Regions from separate parts of the Homo sapiens genome. Here region 2 is linked to region 1. Evidence: chromatin loops called from intact Hi-C (ENCODE). Cell type or tissue: OCI-LY7. All regions are shown on one strand. Links, peaks and the distances in the headings refer to the core of each region. The heading gives the core; the rest is flanking DNA. Region 1 has its middle 54 kb from the start of CYCS. Region 2 overlaps OSBPL3 (oxysterol binding protein like 3).

Region 1 (10,639 bases), core at 1,453-9,452:
ACAGCAGTGGGCTGTCCCACCGATAAGAGTGTTTTAAAATAGCCAGGCGTGGTGGCACATGCCTGTGGTCTCAGCTACTCTGGAGGCTGAGGTGGGAGGATCACTTGAGCTCAGGAGACGGAGGTTGCAATGAGCCGAGATCGTGCCACTGCACGCTAGCCTGGGTAACAGAGAGAAACCCTCTCTCAAATTAAAAATAATTTTTGAAAAAGGGTGTTTTTGTTTACCTGGGAGACTTGAGTCACATCAGAGTGTCTAACAATGTGATTTATGGCAGGGGCTTTGGGCCACCTGGTATCTGTTCTACCTCCAGAGCGGCTGGAAAATAAAGGACAGCCTTTAGTCTATGACACACCGTCTGTGTGATCCAGCCCCAGTAAGAACTCTGGACATGAAGACTCAGGTGAGCTTCCCTGGTTGGCAATACTCCGTGTATATTTCAAACATCATTGCCAGGAAAGGTAGTGATGTCCATGACTCCACTGAGAGTAGACAACTGGGAGCTCCATGTTTGAAACTTTCTAGGTGATATGGTTTGGCTGTGACCCCACCCAAATCTCATCTTGAATCATAGCTCTCATAATCCCCACGTGTCCTGGGAAAGACCCAGTAGGAGGTAATTGAATCATGAGGGCGGGGTTTTCCCATACTGTTCTCGTGACTGTGAATAAGTCTCACGAGATCTGATGGTTTTATAAAGGGCAGTTCCCTTGCACACACTCTTTCGTGCCTCCACGTAAGACATGGCTTTGCTTCTCCTTCACCTTCCTCCATGATTGTGAGGCCTCCCCAGCCATGTGGAACCGTGAGTCCACTGAACCTCTTTTTCTTTATAAATTCCCCAGTCTCGGGTATGTCTTTATTAGGAGCATGAGAACAGACTGATACACCTGGACTCTGCCCCATGTGTCTCTTCTTTTCACTGATTCTAATCTGTATCTTTTCACCATAGTAAACCAAAACAGTGGGCATAACAGTTTTGGTGCATTCTGTGAGTGCTTCCAGTGAATTGTCAAACCCAAGGATAGTCTTGGGGACCCCCTGAACTTACAAGTGCTATCAGAATAAAAAATGATCCTCTACGCTGTCAAATAGGACAGACTAGGGAAGCCAACCTGTTGTAGGAAAAAGGGGAAGATGAGTAAACGATATTCTTCTGTCAGATCTAGTTGTACATTTCTTTCTGTGTTTGTTTCAGCTAGATGCCACCAGGCTTGTCACAGAATTCAGAGATTCGTTGTACCTATGACGAGGCCAAAGCATTAGAGATAGATCAGGGAGGTCTCTGTCCTCAATGCGTCTTCACCCCATTGTGGGGTGAAGCTGGGAATCTCTCTTAGGAAAAGGTGAGTTGGGAGGTAGGTGAGTGAAATGGACACTTGGAAGTTTTGACAACTTTTTCTCCATGTGAAAATTGTTCCTCGTTAATCAAACTTGAAAAATCTGAGTAAGCTAACAGGTTTCCTTATTAAACTCCTTTAGGCTGAGGACTCTGTCTTAGTATTTCTGCGTTCATAGCACCAAGTACAATATACAGCATAGGGTAAATTCACGGTCATTCTAATTTTTAAATTAATCATTTGGTATGTAATTTCATATAAGGTAAAAAAGAGGACTTCTGAACTTAATCTGAAAAGATGTCTCAATGTATTCTTACAAGCTCACCTTTGTTTGATGCTAATTTTAATTTTTCTGATTTGATTGAAAAAAACATTTTGAAGAAAAAAGCACCCATAATATCCTCTTATTATGAAAATTTTCTATATTATTATGTAGCCTCCATATTATCTGAAATCCCTGCTGAATATTCTGTATCGTTCATAAATATTCTGTATAGTTTGTAATCAAAGTATGCCTAAAGAAGATAACGCTGGTGCTGTGCAGAAGACAGTTTAGACAGTTGCACTGTTGATCAGGACCCAGTAATAGAGCCAGCAGACAGAAGAACCTGAGTCCTTTAGTCATCCATGGAGGAGAGCCCCACCATCCTGGAATACCCTGCTGGACTGATATAAGCATCAGAAACTCGATTTTTTTTTTTTTTTTGGCTGTTACATCTTGGTTCTGTTTATTATAGTAGTTGAATCTACTCTAATAATGCAAAAATTGATACCATGCTAGCCAGGTGTGGTGCCATGAAGAAGGGTACTGCCATAAGAAAGACCAAAAATATGTGATATCGTTCAGGTGCAGTAGCTCACGCCTGTAATCCCAACAATTCAGGAGGCCGAAGCAGGCGGATCACGAGGTCAAGAGATCGAGACCATCCTGGCCAATATGGTGAAACACCATCTCTACTAAAAATATAAAACTTAACCAGGCGTGGTGGCGGGTGCCTGTAATCTCAGCTACTTGGGAGGTCGAGGCAGGAGAATCACTTGAACCTGGGAGGCGGAGGTTGCAGTGAGCCGAGATCATGTCACTGCACTCCAGCCTGATGACAGAGCAAGACTCCATCTCAAAAAAAAAAAAAAATGTGCCATTGGCTTCACAGTTGAGCAGCAGGAAAGGAAAAAATAGTATGCTATAAATCTGAACATTCTAAAGTCTATGCTGTCAACCACACTGCAGAGCCAAAATAGGGCTTCCTGACTCACTCGCTGTGAATGGTTACAAGTGTGCTGATACTTTGATGCCCTCTGCTTTCCAAGGGAACTCAGAGTTCAAGGTGGCCAAGCTCCCCAGCCTGGCTGCCTCCAGCCAAGAGCAGCCTCGTGTTTACCACTAGTGAGCCATTTAAATACTAAATAAATATAAAGCATTTTTTTCATTCCTTTTGACTGAAAAAGAAAGCAACCTCTGTAAACTCTCTTATAAAACCACTCAGACTTTTTTCTGTCTTGAGTTATATAAATGATTAAAAACCCTAGCCAATTTCAAACTAGTTTCTTCTCCCCCTTTTTCCCCAACTTCCTAAATCAAAGACTGTCAAAGTCAGCATATATCATGAGTCTCCTGTATTAAGTAGATTACTTTTTTTTTCTGCCCTGCTTAACTATAATCACAGGTAGCATGAGAATTACAAGGAATTTCATCACTGAATTTCCTTTTCAAAAATTTACTTAAATCAAGAATTTGTGGTTACCAAGAGTGACAGTAGGAAGTGGGGTAATCCATGCTGTCTATACAAGTAGGGCATATTATTAATGCGCTTTGTTCCAAATTGTGAAAACAGGCCAGCTGGTGAAGACCCAACAACAAACTAAGGCCCAGGTGGGTCAAATTCCAAACTTGAGACATGGCTAAGACATCGATTTTTCTTGGTTCAGTTGTATATTCTCAAGGAGCTCTCATATTATACCTTTTTAAAAAGTGTATGCCTTAAAAAGGATTAAAATGGCAAACTTTGTTATGTATATTTTACCACAATTTTTAAAAAGGTATATGAGACAAGAAGCTTTACTTCTGACCTGCCTATTCCCAGATGCATAGAATATCATAGACTATCAATGTGAGAACCTTAGAGATTGCCTAGACATTTTGATTATTAAGCACTGGATATTTACTCATTTATACCTCAACTTATTTCAGGAAGTTCAAGGCAACTTAAAAGCTATATAAAATATAGTGAGACAGGCCGGGCACGGTGGCTCACGCCTGTAATCCCAGCAGAATTTTATTTTGGGAGGGCTGAGGTGGGGGGAATCACTTGAGGCCAGGAGTTCGAGACCAGCCTGGCCAACATGGTGAAACCCTGTCTCTACTAAAAATACAAAAATTAGCCGGGCATGGTGGCACATGCTTGTAATCCCAGCTACTTGGGAAGTTGAGGCAGGAGAATCACTTGAACCTGGGAGGTAGAGGTTGCAGTGAGCCGAGAACATGCCACTGCACTCCAGCCTGGGCGACAGAGCAAGACTCTGTCTCAAAAAAAAAAAAAAATATATATATATATATGTGTGTGTGTGTGTGTGTGTGTGTGTGTATAGTGTGTATATATATGTGTGTATATGTGTGTGTGTGTACATATGTGTGTGTATATATGTATATATAGTGAGGCAATATAAAATAGAAGTAGTAGGTAAGAACTTTATAATTATTTTGATACTTTCAAAAATTACCATTTTTAAAAGATAATTTTCAAAGTAGGATAGAATCACAACATAAATTCATATGTAAAAATTAAACTGTATATTAATGGGGAAACTGGTACAGAGATTGTAAGCAGTTTAAGGGAGAAGTTGAAAAACAGACATATTTACAGATCAGGAATATTGAAATGACTGTTCAGATGGAAGTAAAACTGTCCTCTTCCTCTGTGGAAGAAGGAAGCCAGTTGAACCTCTACTATACAGGACAGAATTTGCTTGTCCATAGATAAGAAGTATTCTGCGTTGCTACCAATACCAATAATCTACAATGTACAGAGTTACAAAATGGCTTCCACATACTCGAAATCAGATAACCCTCAGAGGGGTGTCCTATAGAGCCTAGACAATGCACAGTTTCCAAAGGGAAGAACAAATATTTCCCTGTATATTAAACATGCCAAGAATAAAGCTAATATAAAACTACATACCAGGTTAGAATAGGATATAATTATATTTTCACAAACACAAATCCAAACTACTGCAAATCTAGAAATTTACTCGCTCTTTTCTTCATGCTTTATTTGTATCAGAATCCAACTGGAAAATTGATTTGCAAGTCTAACCCATGAACTTTATTCGTCTTCTTTTCGTTTTGAGATAGGGTCTCACTTCCATTTCCCAGGCTGGAGTGCAGTGGTGCAATCTTGGCTCACAGTAGCCTCGACCTCCTGGGCTCAAGTGATCCTCCTGCCTCAGCCTCCCAAGTAGCTGGGACAACAGGTGCACACCACCATGCCCACCTAATTTTTTTGTATTTTTTGTAGAGATGGGATTTTGCCATGTTGCCCAGGCTGGTCTTGAACTCCTGGGCTCAAGCAATCTGCCTGCCTTAGCCTTCCAAAGTGCTGGGATTACAGGTATGAGCGACCATGCCCAGCCTATTTATCTTCTAATCCCTGTAATATTCTCATATGTATGAAAATGTTTTATTATATTATTTTGGATAATACTTCAAGAAAGAAACTTTTTTTTCAGCTGTGTGAGCTTCCTCCTCTATTATTTTGGATGTTTTCATCTATTTGTATGGTTTATTCTTTTCATTTTTTAAAATAAAGACTGAGAATATGATGTGCCTGACACTAATGGGATTGGATTAGTTGTCACATCTGGGGAATTGCAGATTTTTGAGAACCCTCTGTAGCATCAAGCTATTGTCAGAAAAGGTGAAATTTAGAGGTACCTTTAAAATTGACTGCGGCACCTCTTTTTTTTTTTTTTTTTTGAGACAGAGTCCTCACTCTGTCACCCAGGCTGTAGTGCAATGGTGCGACCTTGGCTCACTGCAACCTCCACCTCCCGGGTTCAAGCAGTTCTCCTGCCTCAGCCTCCTGAGTAGCTGGGATTACAGGCGCCCACGACCACACCCGGCTAATTTTTGTATTTTTAGTAGAGTCGGGATTTCGCCATGTTGGCCAGGCTGGTCTTGAACTCTTGACCTCAGGTTATCCACCCGCCTCGGCCTCCCAAGGTGCTGGGATTACAGGCGTGAGCCACCGCCCCCGGCCTCGACTGTGGCACCTCTTTATGGGTCTTGGGAGCGGCTATAAATTAAGAGCCAGCCAAAATCATTGGAACTGAACGTCTGCTACTGCCCATTGTTCAAAGCCATAAGGTGAGACCCTGTTGGCCAGAGTTCATTCTGACCTCCGTCTGAGTTCGTATAGCAAAAGAAATGTGTGTAACAGCACAAATCGCTCCTCGGAAAATTCAGGTCAGGGGAGAACCCAACCCTCCAGATTACCAGAAGAGCAATTCAACTCTGAAGATGAATTCAGTTTATCCTTCTGACTCAATTTAAACCCTGGGCTCACATCCAGTCCACCAGGAAAATGGTTTTTTCCCCCTCTCTGGGGACCTCCCTCCTCAGATGACTCCAAGCACCATTAGGGATGTTTATTCAGTACAAAATGGGTGGGTCCTGGATACTACTCCTGAGGGGAGAAAAAAAAGAAAAAAGAGAACAAAAAAAACCTCAGGCTGTCAGGAATTCAATTCTTTTCAGCTACTGCTGATCACTGCCACTAGGTGTCGCTATTGAAAGCTAAGTTATCCACCCGACCCTTGTCCAATTCAATTCTTTTCCTGCTGTTTTCGATTTTTTTTTTTCTTTTTTCTTTTTTAAGACGGAGTCTCACTCTGTCACCCAGGCGGAAGTGCAGTGGTGCAATCTCGGCTCACTGCAACCCCTGCCTCCCAGGTTCAAACGATTCTCCTGCCTTAGTCTCCCAAGTAGCTGGGATTACAGGCGCCCGCCACTACGCCCGGCTAATTTTTGTATTTTTAGTAGAGACGGGGTTTCACCATGTTGGCCAGGCTGGTCTTGACCTCCTGGCATTAAATGATCCACCCGCCTCAGCCTCCCAAAGTACTGGGATTACAAGTGTGAGCCACTGCGACCGGCCCATTTTCTGTTTGTTTTTTGTTTAAGGGACGGATTGAAGAAAGTAAACAATTAAATCTAAAATCCTGTCGCTAAATGTCACGATGTAATAAGGTAATAATTTACAAGAGAAACTTGGACATTTGAGTACATGCTTTGCCTGTTGTGGCCACCTACCTGCTCTAATCTCGGACCCTTACCTATAATTTTGTATATCCCAGGTTTTCATGAAGCAGATGGGGAAGATTGGGAGCACCCATGCTGGGATCCAAGATATTTGACACACTGAGTTATTTGTTCTGAAATTTTCTTTGACTGTCTTGCATCATTCCTTTTTTCAATTCTACTGACTCCTTCCCATAGGCAAGCAAAACATGCTACAATATTTCCCACTTGCAAAAGGGTCTTCCTTTGACTCTGCATCACCTGCAGTTTCTGCCTAATTTCTCGGACTCTATTCACAGAAGAGTTCAAGCGTTGACTATTCTCACTGTCCCCACATCCTCTCCTCCCATTTGCTTTCCAATCAGGCTTTTATGTCCTTTGAAAAACACTTGTTACCAGATCCAATGTTCAGTTGATCACAATCCTCATCCATATTGGTTGTCATTGCCATGGTTGGCCACATATTCCTTCCTTCTGAAACACTCTCATCTGGCTGCACGCTGCTGACTTATTTGTAGCCTCCCTGGGCTCTCTTTCTTAGTCTTGGCTGCATCCTTCTCACCCTCATGATCTCTTGCAGTGGGCGCTCCAGGTCTGGGCCAATGTCTCTAGACAGGCCACGCCCTAAGTGACCTCATCCAGCCCTGTGACTTTCTACCATCTATACACTGTGACTCCCAAATTAATGTCTCATCCCTGACCTCCCCCCCCATTCCAGCCTCCGCATTCAGCTGCCTGTTTGACATCTCTACGTGGTTGTCTAACAGGTGTCTTGAATTTACTATCAGCAATCTAACTCTTGCTTTTTCCCTCAAAACCTGTTCCTCCTTGAGTCTCACCCATTTCAGTAAATAGTGTTCCTAATTCACCCAGTTGCTCAGACCAAACACTGTGGAGCCATCTCAGACTCCTCTCAGACTCCATCCCCAAATCCAATCCAACAGCAACTCCCATTGGCTCCAGCTTCAAAATGCGTTTTTGGTTGTTATTGTTGTTTGAGACGGAGTCTCATTCTGTCACCCAGGCTGGAGTGCAGTGGTGTTATCGCGGCTCACTGCAACCTCTGCCTCCCGGGTTCAAGGGATTCTCCTGCCTCAGTCTCCTGAGTAGCTGGGATTACAAGAACACACCACCACGCCCAGCTAATTTTTGTTTTGTTTTGTTTTGTTTTGTCTTGAGTGGTTCGGTTTCTTAATTATTTTAAGCAGTTGTTTTTTGTATTAAAATACTGCAACTCATATCTTTGGCAAAGTTTCCACTTTCTTATCAGAGACAAAAGCCAGAATAATACAAAAAGTGTTCCTTTCCCCAGTTCCTCAAGCATCACGTCCAACAATTTGGCAGCTGGAAGCTGTTTTTGACAGTTGTGACTTGTATTTGGTGATATAAACAAGATTATAGAGGCACTAAATCATAAATATAGTTTCTTTTTTTTTGGTCATTACTATCATTTTACAAAATATTTAACTTCTATTTTGAACATTAAAATGTCGTCCAGCTTTTTAAAGCTACAATTAACCACCACATTTTTTACAGGACCAAAAAGTTTGTGCTTTAAAAAATGATCATTTAGAATCAATTAATTAGAATTAGGAATGCTTAATGCCTACCTTAAGTGGATACCTAATTGATTGCCCCCCCAAAAATTGTAGTCTCTTTAATGATGTTCAAGTTGCAACATTGAAGCTGCTTTGGTGGTGCTATCTAAATGATAATGTGTTTGCAAATGCCAAATGAAAACTCTTTGTTGGCAGATTGAGCTGTGTGCTGAATTAAACACAAATCAGTTTAGGCATCTTCACTTATCTTATGTCATTGGAAATTATACATAATGTAAACAGTAGAACCCGATTCGCTGATTTTTTTTCCTTAGTTTAATACAAGTGTGCCTCACTTTAAGCAAAATATACAAAATGATTTCTGAAACAGGAGTTTCCTTACTTTTTCAGTTAAAAATATTTGCTTACAGAATTTCTTTAAATAACAAGGCTTCTTTGGCCTGTTTGGAGTATTCAGATTACAGAAATTCATTTCACACACAACTTCTTTGAAATACCTACATTGCATAAAATGAGGCACACAGATACATGTGCCCATTCCATCAAGATTACCTCATTATTTTGTGGTTATTTTATATTTTTCATTTTGTCACTATTAACACTTTAGTATGCCAGGTTCATTCGCTCCCTATTTTAGTTGAGATGAGCTAGTGTTTCTAAGGAGTGTTTCATAATCTCTTGTCCCAAACTAGGTTGGTTTGGGAATCCAGTGAGAGTGACTGAAAACTGAAATTCAAGTCCTGAACATCCTTCCAGAACACAGCCTATCACCTGTGGAGATAACACACAAACTATCTCAGAGGACCCCCACCTGTGGCAGTGAAAATCATGTGAGAGTAATAGTTCAAAAGAAAAAAGTGCTGGGCACCGTGGCTCATGCCTGTAATCTCAGCACTTTGGGAGGCTGAGGTGGGAGGATCACTTGAGCCCAGGTGTTTGAGACCAGTCTGGGCAACATAGGGAGACCCCGTCTCTACAGAAAAATTGGCCAGGCATGGTGGCTCATGCCTGTAATCCCAGCACTTTGGGAGGCTGAAGTGGACAGATCAGCTGAGGTCAGAGTTTCGAGACCAGCCTGGCCAACATGGCAAAACCCCATCTCTACTAAAAAAAGCAAAAATCAGCCAGTTGTGGTGGCACACACCTGTAATCCCAGCTACTCGGGAGGCCGAGTCAGGGGAGAATTGCTTGAACCTGGGAGACTGAGGTTGCAGTGAGCTGAGATCATGCCACTGCACTCCAGCCTGGGAGACAGAGCAAGGATCCATCAAAAACACAAAAACAAAAACCTGGGCCTGGTGGCGCATGCCTGTATTCCCTGCTACTCGGGAGGCTGAGGTGGGAGGATCACGTGAGCCTGGGAGGTCTAGGCTGCAGGGGGCTGTGATCCTGCCCCTGCTCTGCAGCCTGGGCTATACAGCAAGACAAAAGAAAAAAGTTAGTGGTAACAGGATAAACTGCACAACCATATATTATTCCTTCACATTCATGAAGCAGGTCAATCTGAAGCTTGAGGATGACTTCCATTCCTCTAGGTGAATCTATCAAGAAATGCCTTGGTAGAACTAAGAGTGCCAATGGTATCAGCAAGGCCAGTCTGGTTCCCTGTGATTCATGGTAATTCTCAGTATGAATTTGACATGGTCTTCCTACACAGTGCCTATCAACACTTGCAGACACACTGTATAAGCATTTGTTACATTTACTTTTCCTTTTGTCATTAGGTCTTTTATTACAGAGGCCACTCTGCACTCCACAATCACACACTTATACAGCTCCGCCTTGCCAAGCAGTGTAGACCCTCACAGATTTTGGATAGCTATCCTTGCATCGTTCTCCACACCGTGTCCCCAGTGTTGAACTGAAGCAGCTCCTTCCACGTTCCCTGCCCGTTAATTAGCCAGGCCACTGTCCACATTGTCACAAACATTATATTAACAGAAAAACTGGCCCATGCCATATTCCATTATGAGCGATTATTTTTAATTCGATTAAATTCCAATGTTGATTGAGAGAACCTGGTAGAGATTGAATTGCTATATGTACTTTCTTAGTCTTCTTCTTCATATCATATTCTGACCATTTATCTTCTACACCTGGCTGACCTGCATGTTCCTTGTGGTGTAACTTCTACTTGGTGTTTGTGCTTAGCTTCGTTTTCCAATTTAAATTGTGAGATACATTTTTAAACCTATCTAAGAAATAGCCCTGATATTGAAATGGCTTCTGTGGAATCGGTTTGACAGATGTAAGTCTGTGATTCTTTGGCTTTGGTTTTTGTGCCTGTTACAGTTTTACACACATTCATTCAGAGGAAGACATTACCATCAATGTGTTGTTTCTTTTTTCAAATTCCAGTGTGTTTTTAAAGACCTATATTTCACTAAGCAGTGTACTTGTTGAAACTGATGCGAGTGACTTTGTTTCCACATGTGATAGAGCAT
Region 2 (8,000 bases), core at 1-8,000, 190 kb after region 1:
GAAAAGGTGATGTGATGGTGGAGAGAGAGATTGGAGTGATGCAGCTACAAGCCAAGCCATGCCATGGAATGCTGGCAGCCACCAGAGGGAGAAGCAAGGAATGAATCCCCCTGAGATCCTCCAGAGGGAGCGTGGACCTGCCAACACTTTGATTTTGGACCTCTGGCCTCCAGAACGGCTAGAGAATAAATATCTGTTTATTTAAGCCACCAAAGTTTGTGACTGCTCATCAAGTTGGCCTCAGGAATCTAAGACACCCTGCTGCTTACTGTGTGTCATTTTTTCTGGGAGTCCCAGCTCATGTGGATCTAGGCTTTGGAGATTATGCCTGTCTGAACTCCTGCAGCAGGTTTGTGTGAATCTCCCATTTGACAATTTACAAATTTTCAACCTTGTGGTATCCCTTTTATTAACATTTGTAATGTATGTTAGCTTTTTGAGATCCAGCACTTGATTTTACATCTTTGTATCTCTAGTTCCTGATAATGAGCTTTGGACCTTTAAGCAGGGACCCCCCTATTAAAAAGAAGCTCCGTTACAAACTGGACTATAACATACTTGGCACTAAAGTCATTCCTTCTTTGATTTGTAAAGTTCTCTGAGATCTTAACATTGTCACTAGGTTCTCATTATGAGAACCAGTTATTGTGTAGCACTGTGAAAATAATTCACTTCTGATTTGGATCAAGATAAAGAAGAGTTTATTGTGCTAAACTTCTGCCACCTACTCCTGTGATTCTAAGTCATGCATGTGTTGATTAGTCAGAATGTATCTCTGCTTTGATTGCAAATTTCAATTAGCTCTGAAAAAATAGTTTTGAGCACTCTGTAAGAGAGAGCACTGTTCTCAGCTGGTGCTGTCCAGCAAAGCAGTGGGTCTCCTTGAAGAGTCATGAATGCCCTGTAGTTGGCATACAAGAGTATTATATCTGAGTGCAGAGTCTGTGATTCTCTTCTGTGCTCAGACACCAAAGGGCAGGGCTCTGTGACATGTCACTGAAAGGTTTTTTTTAAATTAAAATATAATAAAGGTAAAATATTAAAACAGTCCTGGGTGATATAAAAAGGAAAAATATCTCACCTCAGGCCCCAGTCCCATTCACACAGGAGCCTGTTTTGGAGTTTTTCTCCCCTTCATACAAGGTGTGTGCTCATGAGTTGGAGTCAAAAGACCTGGGTCCTGGTCCTTAAAAGCCCCTCACTCATTTTTCGCAGCCCCAAACAAATCACTCAGCATAGATTCCTCATCTCTAAATGAAAGAGCTGGGTAAATGACTTCTTCATTCTGTGTCACACTCTGAGACTTAAATATTCCATGATGGTACAGGAAAGCCAATCATTATGGTGTACTTTGAAGGCAAGAGAAAAACTCAGAAGAGACCCTTGAGTCACTTGGGTGGACAGAGCTATCTTGTCTTTATTGACTAAGCCACAAGTGTATGGAGGGCAGAAACATGCCCCTGGAACAAAAGACAGACTTGTTCCGCTGGGGGAGAGAGTAGGGGGGTGAGAGGCAGGACTGGTAGGGGAGGGTCAGTAGGTGGCCCTGGATGGGCTCAGCTGAGTGCTAGTTTGCTTCTAGGTGATCTTATCCACAGTGGACACTCAGCTGCGAGGTTCTGCGTGGGATCTCAAGACGCAGTCTGCAAATGGGTTCTGCCTCTTAATAGTTTGTGATCTTGCACAAACTAATTTGGAGCTTCAATTTTCTCATCTGTAAAATGAGGATAATAATGCTTTCATTATAGAATCACCACAAGGTACATATATTAAAAAAATAGTAGTTGTCACTTTTATAACTATAATCACTACCACAATAGCAACTATAAAAACCCCATCACCACCCCAGTGGGCTGCATGGCCAGAGAGGAATGACATTTATGGGCTGGATGTTTTCATCTTTAATAGTCTAAGAGACCCTGCTTACCGAACAGAGCATTAGGAGGAGAGAAAAATGCATAGAAGATGCTGTTTGTAGCTTTAAGGGGCTTGATACAATTAGGGGAATATTTAACAAATATTAATGGCTTCCCAATATATCTGAGGGGCCTAAAAACATGCCAAAGTAATTGTAGCCATAAATGCTGAGTGAGTGATCAACAGCGTGGAAATAGTCATATGTACATTGAAGTGTTTTTATTAATGCTATTTTAATTATAAATCCGTCTGTGGTCAATACAGTTGGAAAGCGTTTTTCTCTTTGGAAACTCAGGATGGGAATGACCTCAGGTGGAGCCACTGACAGAGCTGGCAGCCCACAGGATTTTATCTCCTTGTTGTCAGTATCAGCTGCTGGCAAGGACTGATTTTCCTTCCCTTTCTCAAGGGTTCACCACAAAGACAGCATGAATATTCTCCCATTATCTAAGTAATGAAGGCACCAGTGTTTTTGGTCTGTGGCTAACCAAGTAGTAAGACTTGAAACATTCTGGGGCCTGAATTATCTGGATATTCACTTCCCTAGCTCTGGCCTGAGGTTGGAGAGCTACATCTGTGTGTGAAGGGAAAGAAGGGATGGTGACGGTGGCGGGTGATGACTGCTACTCCCATTTAGTCATCAGAACCCAAGTGGGAGCTTCATTGCTCAGTCTCCTGTTTTCTTTAATCTTCTCACTTAGATCCCAAAGTCAGGGATTGTACTTGAGGTTATAGAGCTAATGCAAATGCTGCTGTTTAGTATGACATGAGTTTATGATAGAAGATTTAGAAAGGATCTCATAGCTCACTTGTTCTAAACTCCCTGCCAGTCTTGGAATCTTCTCTGTGGTGCCTCTGCCAGGTGACCACCAGCCTCTGATGGAGCACTCCAGAGACTTTCATAGATCAGCCATGTTTTTGCCATTTTTCATAGCACTCATTAGATAGTAAGACAACCCATCCTTTAGGCAAAGCTGGAATCCAGGGCCTTGTAGTTCCCACCCGTTAGTCCTGGTTTTGCCTTCAGATTCTGTCAAGTCAAATCCCAATTTTTTGAGACAGCCTGGTCTCCTGGAATGTGGCTACTCAAGTTGGGCTTATGGTCCAGCAGCAGTGATAGCCTCATCTGTGCAGGTGCAGAATCTCAGGCCTCCCCCAGACCTACTGAACTTAAATCTGCATTTTTAACAAGATCTCCAAGTGATTGACATGCAAATTACAGTTTGAGAAGCACTGAGTGAGAGCTCATACACTACCTTTCTCCCAACTAATTTTTTCTTTTCTTAAAAATTGCCATTGCTATCAGGCCTGCTGGTGCTAAACAAACAAACAAAAAACCATAGCTGAGAAACATTTAACAAGAAACAACAACTCCAGTTCTCAGTGATTGAAATGTGAGTACAGTTTTGGTCTAGCATCAGTTAAAGCTGTCATTCTATTAATTGAAAATCTATTGACAAGTATTGTCAGTGTTCATAGAACAATCATAAAAGGTAATATTGATGATCGTTAGCCTTTCTTAATAGGCCGTGGAAGATCTTGAATGCCTTTAAAATCATTAAAGACACATTAAATTACATGATTTAAGGCTGGGTATTGCCTTGTGATTTTTAAAAAACTGATAAACGGATTAAGTGAGTAATCAGGACACCCGTTTTCCAACCATGCCTGATAGAGGCAACCACAAAACTTTCTTCCCCAACACTCTTGAGCTGCAAGAAGAATAAAAGTTTTAATCGTTTTCTATTTCTGACATCACTGCAAGGGTAGTGACTGAGGATTCAGCATTTGAAAGGTGCCTGTGGAAACAGCTGTGCTGGAGGGAAGTGCTTTCAATTCGTGCACTCAGCAATATGGAAATTAACTTGGCCAGCGCATGAGCATGAATAAATGCTTAGCTGCCTTTGCAATCACAAAGCAGCTTTCTATCTTTGGCACTTTTCAGACATTCAGTAAAACAGACTAAATTTAATGCCAGATGACAGCACCAGACTGTCTTCAGTGAAACTCATGCAAAAACCTTAAGAAGCCACATCCCCCAACCCCTCCCATGTTTCTCTCTCCACCTGGTATTCATGGTGACCTTTAAGCTTGACACCCCACAGGATGAGACATCAGTGCAGCCGTGTTGGGCTAAGTCAGCAGGGCCTTGATTTCCCCAAGGGCCCAAGTCTACCCTGTACTGTGTCTCAGGATATGCAGCTCAAGGTGCCTGCCCTACTCTTGGGGTCACCAGGAGATACTCCTAAGTCCTGGTTCCTTTAGCCAAGAGAAACCAACATCCCTCTTGTTTTCTGTCCTGAGTGCCAACTCACTCTAATCCAGCACACATTATTAAAGTCCCATGTCCCGAAGGTTCTGGGGGACTCTTTTGATACCCCCCTTGCTTTGCAGACTCATTCAGTAAACATTTATTTCGGCCCCTATTTCCCAGGTAGTAGGATTGTAATAAATAAGACACAGTCCCTGTCCTCACGGAACCCATGTTCTAGCTAGGGAGGCTGACAGTGCAAGGTGACTGTCATCCAGGGAGGAGGTTTGGGCCTAAATGAGAATTTACCTGGCTAAGAGGTAGATGGGGCAGGCTTTCCAAATATGAAAAAAAATGAATGGCGAAGACTTGGCAGCCTTAAAATGCACAGGCTAATTTCCCTTCCCTGTTTGGTGGGATTACAGTATAGGGAAAACAGTAGCTATCTCTGAGCAGGGTTGAAGACCTTACTTGCCTCCATCCATACTGCACTGTTTCTTAACTCCTTCCAATTGTCTCAAGGTCTTGGCCCACCACTATTCCTCTACCCAATGGGATTTACTCCTTTTTCTTCATCAGAATTTACATACTTAAACTACAGTAAAAATGCAGTATGCTATAATATGTGACAGAATGATTAAAAATGTAAGTTCTGCAGTCAGGTGGCTTCGTCACTTGGTTTTGTAACATCAGGGAAGTTATCTAATTCTCTCTTCCTCAGTTTCCACATGCAAAAAAATAAAGAATACTAATAAATCCAATCTCAAAGGTTGTGCAGGAATTAAACATGATCATGTAAGTATGGTATTTAGCACATTATCTGACATATAGAAGATGCTTAAGTGTTAGCTATTGTAGTTGCTCTATTCTTTCAACATATTTATTAATATCTACTATGCACTATTTTAAGTAGTGAACAAGACAGAAAAGGTTCCTGCTTTCATAGAGCTAGAAAGTGTTCTCCAATTATTTTATATTATTATTGCTTATATAGTTAGGTTTATGTATTATTTCAGCCGACCCCACTGGATAGTATTTCCTGAGGCACTATTCTTTTGTGTTTTAAATGGCATGCTGTACAGAATTGTGGATACAGCTTAATATCTCTTTGTAGGCCAGCTACTCAGTGCCATTTACTTGGTTTGAGAACTTATTTTCTTGGTTTGAGACCCCAACAATGAATAAACCAGGAGAAATCTCTTAGTTCCTACTAAATATATACTTAGTACTTTACTAGGATTCTAAGCAAGTTGAAAAGATGGTCACTGTGATAGCTTGGGAAAAAAAGACCAAAGCACTGGAGATAAAAATGAAAGGGAAGAAAAAAAAAAAACCTTAGAAGTTAATTAATTGCTAAATTATTTGGTAATGGACAGTAATAATAATGTAATTTACAGGAATATGTGACTGATGTGGTTTGGATAATTTAGAAATTTCATGGAAGGAGGTAGAAACCAAACTAAAATCCTGAAGAGTTCACATCGTTGGAAAAGATCAAGAGAAGATTCTGGGAGGCCAAAATATAAGTAAATCGCCAAAGTGGAAATAAAGACAACCATTTTGTCATCCTCATTTTTATATTGCATGAAGGACAGGACACAATGAGGCCCCATAAATGGTTGTTGACTTAAGCACAAGTGAGGAATTAATGGAATGGATGAGAGCCGAGGTTAGGATGGTGGCTGGGCAATAAAGAGGAAGGGAAGTAGAAAATACACATTTTGAAGATGGAACCAACAGGACTTACTTACAAGAAAATATTAAAGCCTTTACAATTTTCAAAGTGATTTCACATACACTGTGTCCTGGGCTAGTATTCTTTCTTACAACAGCACACAGAATTTGTACCAAGTTCATTAGTGGTTCTTACCCTGTCGTCCACGTAACCAATGTCCTCTTATTATGACCAGTGTTTTAGTGATTGCTTTACTCTCCTCCAAAATTTACTCTCCTATAAATTTGTATATATATAAAATTTATATATGTAAATATGTATTATGTATATGATTATATATTAAAAATTACATATATAATTTTTTTAAGAGACTGGGTCTCACTCTTTCACCCAGGCTGGAGAGTGTAGTGGTGTGCTCATAGCACTCTGTAGCCTTACACTCCTGGGCTCAAGTGTTCCTCCTGCTTCAGCCTCCCAAAATCCTGGGATTATAGGCATGAGCCACTATGTCCAAATGATATTCATTATTAATGTAACCTACTTGAATACATAATTTTGAAAATGTCAGCATCATGCTTTACTGTAATATAAAGGAAAATTCAAAGAATGTGGTTAATGTTAAAACATATATTTCAATATGTAAAAGTCCAGGCATGACTACACCAGAAGACATAATGAAGTGATCAGATATACCTATACATAGAAAGTGACAACTGCAAATGGAGAGGATACAGGTGTGCTATATTAATAACTCAAATAGCATGGCCTTCAGCAATATCGTTCTCTAAAATAGTAGGAGACACTTGGTAAAGTTCCAAAAAGAACAAAATACAGTCTTCCCTCAGTTACTCTGCACTTACATCCCAAGAGTGTATAAAAACCATGCGAAAATACTTTGATATATGTGTGAAACAGAGTTTGGTTCCATGCTCAAGTGATTTTAAGCACATTTCACTTACAGAAATGGCTAATGGCACTTTGGGAAGTCTTTGGGGTGTGGGACGGCGTTTTCATTGTGCAAGACCGAGGCATTGTGGGACATCTAACATTCCTGGCTCCCAGCCATTCCATGCCAGAGGCATCTCCCTATCATTGTCACAACCAAAAGTGGCTCCAGGATTCCACAGTGTCCCCGAGGGAGCATTTGCAACCTCACTGAGAAACACTAGGCTGGATGTTGGCCTCACAACTCATGGACGGTGACAGGGAAGTTGGCGATGAGGCAGGGGGCAGATTTGGATGTCCAGTCCAGAAAAGGAGTTGGTTGCACTGCTTTTTTAGTCAAGGAGAGTCTTCACTTTCTTAAATATTTCAAACCTGGCTTTTCCAACCTGGTAACAGTTTCAAGTTCTGACCCCAGGTGGAAGATAAAATGAAGAAAACACAATATTTTGTAGGAAAAAAAAATGCAACTCCTTTTTTTGTTTATTTATGTTAAGGGCCAACAGATGTGCTTTAATTCCCTGCCCTTCTTGGTGGGTCACTGATAGGAATGCACTCTGTCTCAGGAGGAGGAACAGTCCAGTTCTAACAGGAATTTTTGAAATAGTTCTGAGATTTAATTCTTGTTTTCCTTTAAACTTACAGGTATGATCTTATCTACTTTTTCTTCAGTTTTGTAAAGGATGCAATAACGTCTGATTCCTCTTGGTATTTGCATTGTGCACAATCGAATGTTTTGAGCAGATGTGTATGATTATTTAGTATTAGTGCTCTGCAGGTTGCTTCTGCCTGGGAGTCTTAAAACAAACAAATCAAAAGGGCTTGATCCACTTAGAGTACTTTCCAGAGGATTTTAAGTCTTGGATTTTTATTTAACAATGACGATACCCACACCCTCTTCTTTCACAATTGTGGGTGCATTGTATCTAATTTGTAAATAGTCATTTGGCTCAAAGATACTGGGCACATTTCAAATGCACGCTAATTTATGACATTCCAAGAAGATAAATCTGTTTGCAGACTTATTCCAAGACTAAGTTTATTCATTTGCCAATCAGATGCATACTATTCACAGCACAGCAGGTTAGGCATTGTGGGGAAATCAGAAATACTCCGGACCCTTTATACCCTCAAGGAGCCTGCTGTCCAGCAGGGATGATAAAACCGCATGTACATGTTATCATAAGTAAGTGGTGAACCTCCAGAAAAGTAAGA

What was found. Peaks named below come from ENCODE experiments on the same cell type or tissue, not always from the same donor. Only the 100,000 strongest peaks of a DNase experiment are listed, where the experiment ranks them.
Region 2: a loop joins it to region 1, with 3.0 times the contacts of the local background. A loop is called at or near these places in 4 of 110 quality-filtered maps.

What each region holds. Positions count from the first base shown.
Region 1 is chr7:25,065,634-25,076,272 of GRCh38, reverse strand. No RefSeq gene overlaps it. Among named protein-coding and RNA genes, the nearest start is that of CYCS, 54 kb to the left of the region's middle. In OCI-LY7, for the core only: a CTCF peak has its summit at 6,108 (motif pointing right); a DNase peak (open chromatin) is centred at 6,132.
Region 2 is chr7:24,873,923-24,881,922 of GRCh38, reverse strand. All of the region lies in intron 2 of OSBPL3 (oxysterol binding protein like 3), which reads left to right. Among named protein-coding and RNA genes, the nearest start is that of OSBPL3, 100 kb to the left of the region's middle. In OCI-LY7, for the core only: no CTCF peak of the experiment used is centred there; a DNase peak (open chromatin) is centred at 3,862; H3K4me3 peaks cover 3,694 bases; H3K27ac peaks cover 7,493 bases.